Linked DNA regions of Homo sapiens: region 2 is linked to region 1. A link is an interaction called in ENCODE POLR2A ChIA-PET data of the cell type or tissue named here. Cell type or tissue: OCI-LY7. All regions are shown on one strand. Region 1 overlaps BLVRB (biliverdin reductase B). Region 2 overlaps SPTBN4 (spectrin beta, non-erythrocytic 4).

Region 1 (2,500 bases):
TAGCATTGAATTTTGCAGTCTCTGGATCAGACTTACTTAGGTAAAAATTCAACCTTCTCTACCTACTAGCTGTGTGATCCTGGCCCGGTTGCCTAAAATTGCCTCAGTTTCCCCATCAATGTGGACAGGATAATGATACCTACCTTGCAGGGTTGTTGCAACCTGATGCTTCTCAAACTGTGAGTTACAATGAGATCTGAAACATATGGTCACAACGTGTATCAACAATATAGGGTAACAAATGATGACATAGTATCAAAATGTATCACATGTTAAGTATTAGTTTTGTGAAACTCATTTTAATTATATATGTATGCGTTTGTGTACACCAGGTTAGGCAATGAAATTTTTTGTATTGATGGCTGATTTTTTTTTTTTTTTTTTTTTTTTTTTGAGACAAGAGTCTCACTCTGCCGCCCAGGCTGGAGTGCAGTGGCACAATCTTAGCTCACTGCAAGCTCCGCCTCCCGAGTTCAGCCATTCTCCTGCTTCAGCCTCCCAAGTAGCTGGGACTACAGGCGCCTGCCACCATGCCCAGCTAATTTTTTTTGTATTTTTAGTAAAGATGGGGTTTCACCATGTTAACCAGGATGGTCTCCATCTCCTGACCTCATGATCCGCCCGCCTCAGCCTCCCAAAGTGCTGGGATTACAGGCGTGAGCCACCACGCCCGGCCAATGGCTGAGATTTTCAAAAAGCTTAAAAAGAGGCCAGGCACCATGGCTCACGCCTGTAATCCCAGCACTTTGGGAGGCCAAGGTGGGCGGATCACAAGGTCAGGAGATCGAGACCACCCTGGCTAACACCGTGAAACCCCATCTCTACTAAAAATACAAAAAATTCGCCGGGTGTTGTGGTGCACACCTATAATCCCAGCTACTCTGGAGGCTGAGGTGGGAGAATCGCTTGAACCTGGGAGGCGGAGGTTGCAGTGAGCTGAGATTGCGCCACTGCACTCCAGCCTGGGCAAGAGAGTGAGACTTCATCTCAAAAAAAAAAAAAAAAAGAATGCCCATATTGGCCCATGCAAGCCCCTGCTGCTCCCCCATGTGTGAGGGCAGCACAGATCTTGTGTCATTCCCCTATGAAAGGTGGTCACATAGCACGGGGAGGCTGGTGCTGTGATCCTCACTTCAGAGATGAGGAAGCTGAGGTCCAATCACGGAAGAGGTTGCATGAGGTTCCTCAGCTGGTAAGTGGCAGAGCTGGAGTTTGGATCAAGGTCCCTGGGGCAGTAATGCCTGTGCTTTTGTGTTTACAAAGGTTCAGGGAGATGGCAGAAAACATGACACAGTCCCTGGACCCACAGGGTGCTTGGTTTGCTGCAGGTCAGCATAAAGAGGGCTGTGACAGAGGAAGTACAAGTTACTGGGGGGACCGGGTAAAGAGGGTAAAGGGTGTTCCAGGCAGAGGGCACAGCACGTGCAAAGTCCAGGAGGCAGGAAGCAGCACCATGCATTTGAGGAACTGAAAGAAGAGCAGTTGGGGCCGGGTGCAGTGGCTCATGCCTGTAATCCCAACACTTTGGGGGGCTGAGGCAGGTGGATCACACAGTCAGGAGTTCGAGACCAGCCTGGCTAACATCGTGAAACCCCATCTCTACTAAAAATACAAAAAAATTAGCCAGGCATGGTGGCAGGCGCCTGTAATCACAGCTACTCAGGAGGCTGAGGCAGGAGAATCGCTTGAACCCATGAGACGGAGGTTGCAGTGAGCCGAGACTGCACCACTGCACTCCAGACTGGGCAACAGAGCGAGACTCCGTCTCAGAAAAAAAAAAAAAAAAATGTGCTGTGGGTGAAGAGGGCAGAGGCTTCAGCAGAGCCTGGAGAGGAGAAGCCAGATCCCGAGGGGCCTGGAAGGCTGGCATGAGGAGCATGGGTTTTATCACAGGGCATTTCAGGCTTGCGGGAGGCAACTGAGCAGAGAGGCACTTAAATATTACTGTGGAGAACTCTGTCTGGCTGCTGTGTGGAATATGGATTGGAGAGGGCAGGACTGGGTCCAGGAGCCCAGGGAGGACCCAGGAAAGGGACCAGGAAGGAGACGTAGGCCTGGATCAGGCCAGGAGATAAAGTTGCAAAATGGTTACAAGGTGTAATAGGCCACGCTCGGTAGCTCATGCCTGTAATCCCAGCACTTTGGGAGGCCATGCCAGGCAGATTACTTGAGTCCAGGAGTTCGAGACCAGCCTGGCCAACATGCAAAACCCCATCTCTTTTTTTAATTTTTTTATTGTGTCTTTTTGGGTTTTTTGGTTTTTTATGTTTATTGTTGTTGTTGTTGTTTGTTTTGTTTTGTTTTGTTTTGTTTGAGACGGAGTTTCGCTCTTGTTGCCCAGGCTGGCGTGCAATGGCACAATCTCAGCTGACTGCAATCTCTACCTCCTGGGTTCAAGCGATTCTTCTGCCTCAGCCTCCCAAGTAGCTGGGATTACAGGCATGCACCACCATGCCTGGCTAATTTTGTATTTTTAGTAGAGGCGGGGTTTCCCTGTGTT
Region 2 (2,500 bases), 55 kb before region 1:
AATATAGTAAATAGCAATAGATATGACCCACTAAAACAAGCTCTTGGGGTCCTCAATAGTTTGGGTTTTTTAAATTTTGTTTTCTTTTTTAGACAGAGTCTTGCTCTGTTGCCCAGGCTGGAGTGCAGTGGCACGATCTCAGCTCACTGCAACCTCCGCCTCCCAGGTTCATGGGATTCTCCTGCCTCAGCCTCCCAAGTAGCTGGGATTACAGGCGTGCACCACCACACCCGGCTAGTTTTTATATTTTTAATAGAGATGGGGTTTCATCACATTGGCCAGGCTGGTCTCAAACTCCTGACCTCAAGTGATCTGCTTGCCTCGGCCTCCCAAAATGCTAGGATTACAGGCGTGAGCCACCATGCCCTGCCTGTTTCTTGCATAAAGCCATTATGATTCTCTAAATATCTTGTCCATTTATTAGTGTATTTAACTGTCTTTCTGCCCCCTCTAGAATGGACACACCATGAGGACAGAGATTAGGACTCTGAAATCAGGCAGACCCGAGTTCAAGTTCTGCTCTGGCCAGATTTGCCATGTGACCTTGGGCAAATCATTTCCTTCTCTGATCTTCAGTTTCCTCATCTGGAAAATGGGGATAATAAAGTCCACTTCATTGAGTGTGTAACGAGATCATGTGGCTAAAGCACTTGGCATATAGATCTCTCTACATGCTGTAAATCGTTATGATTGTAGTTATTTTTTTAGGCCTGGATGCTTTGCGATGGTCTTGGCTACAGAGGTTTTAAAATCCCTGGATATTGGAATCTTGCAGCACAGAGTCAAGAGCGTAGTCTTTGGGTGGGGCAGAGTGGCTCATGCCTGTAATTCCAGCACTTGCGGAGGCCAAGGCAGAAGATCACTTGAGCCCAGGAGTTCGAGACCAGTCTGGGCAACAGAGTGAGACCCCATCTGTACAAAAAATACAAAAATTAGCCGGGTGCAGTGGTGTGCATCCATAGTCCCACTACTCAAGAGGCTGAGGCAGGAGGATTTCTTGAGCTCGGGTCGGGGGCGGTGAAGGCTGTAGTGAGCCATGATCGTACCACTGCACTCCAGTCTGGGCGAAAGAGCAAGACCCTGTCTCAAGAAAGAAAAAAAAAAAAAGAGCACAGTCTTTGAAGTCAAACATATCCATCTTCAAAGCCCGGTTTGATCCCCTAACTTGCTGTGTAACCTTGGGCCTCCATCTTCGCCTCTCTGAGATCCAGTTTTCTCCTCTCTAATGTGGGGTAGTTTCCACCTCATAGTGTTACCAGGAAGACTGGATATATTAGATAAACAGCTACAGCTCAGGATTCAGCCAGAACTGTATTTGACTCCTACTTATAGACTGAGTAATCTTGGATAAGGAGTTCACCTTTTTGGACTTGTATCTTCATCTATGAACCCCACCTGCACTGGGAGAATTGCTGGTAGTATTCCAGAGGTACTGATATTAGTTTGTTACTTATCTTAAAGAGTTCTGGGCTAGGAGCAGTAGCTTACACTGTAATCCCAGCTCTTTGGAAGGCCAAGGTGGGAGGAGGCCAGGAGGTTTTTGTTTGTTTGTTTGTTTGTTTGTCTGTTTTGGTATAGATTCTTGCTCTGTCACCTAGGCTGGAGTGCAGTGGTGTGATCTTGGCTCACTGTAGCCTCTGCCTCCCGGGTTCAAGCAATTCTTCTGCCTCAGCCTCCTGAGTAGCTAGGACTACAGGCACATGCCACCATGCCCGGATAATTTTTGTATTTTTAGTAGAGATGGGGTTTCACCATATTGGTCAGGCTGGTCTCGAACTCCTGACCTCAGGTGATCCACCTGCCTTGGCCTCCCAAAGTGCTGGGATTACAGGTGTGAGCTACCACGCCCAGCCGAGCCCAGGAGTTGTAAGACCAGCATGGCCAACACAGTGAGACCCTGTCTCTACAAAAAAAATTTTTTTTAATTAGCTGGGCATGGTGATATGCACCTGTAGTCCCAGTTCCTCAGGAGGCAGAGGTGGGAGGATCGCTTGAGCCTAGGTGTTGGAGGCTGCAATGAGCCATGATCATGCCACTGTATTCCAACCTGGGCAACAGAGCAAGATCCTGTCTCAAAAGAGAGAGAGAGAGAGTTCTGAATTCTAGGATCTTTACTATGGAAATTGGGATATTGGGAATTTTTTTTTTTTTTTTTTTGAGACAAGGTCTGGCTCTATTGCCCAGGCTGGAGTGCAGTGGCACAATCTCTGCTCACTGCAATCTCTACCTCCTGGGCTCAAGGCATCCTCCCAACTCAGCCTCCCATGTAGCTGGGACTACAAATGTGCACCACCATGCTTGGCTAAATTTTGTATATATATATACATATATATAGTGTGTATATATATATACATATATATGTGTATATATACGTATATGTGTGTATATATACGTATATATGTGTATATATACGTATATATGTGTATATATACGTATATATGTGTATATATACGTATATATGTGTGTATATATATGTGTGTGTATATATATATTTTGTGTG

Evidence for each region. ChIA-PET counts read pairs that join two places held together with the same protein. Peaks named below come from ENCODE experiments on the same cell type or tissue, not always from the same donor. Only the 100,000 strongest peaks of a DNase experiment are listed, where the experiment ranks them.
Region 2: POLR2A ChIA-PET joins it to region 1 with 5 read pairs; 12 of 35 experiments call an interaction of 5 or more read pairs at or near these places.

The regions. Positions count from the first base shown.
Region 1 is chr19:40,460,786-40,463,285 of GRCh38, reverse strand. The region is part of intron 1 of BLVRB (biliverdin reductase B); the gene reads left to right. Among named protein-coding and RNA genes, the nearest start is that of BLVRB, 3.7 kb to the left of the region's middle. In OCI-LY7, no CTCF peak of the experiment used is centred here; a DNase peak (open chromatin) is centred at 1,455; H3K4me3 peaks cover 368 bases; H3K27ac peaks cover 1,965 bases.
Region 2 is chr19:40,515,895-40,518,394 of GRCh38, reverse strand. All of the region lies in intron 15 of SPTBN4 (spectrin beta, non-erythrocytic 4), which reads right to left. Among named protein-coding and RNA genes, the nearest start is that of SPTBN4, 50 kb to the right of the region's middle. In OCI-LY7, no CTCF peak of the experiment used is centred here; no DNase peak of the experiment used is centred here.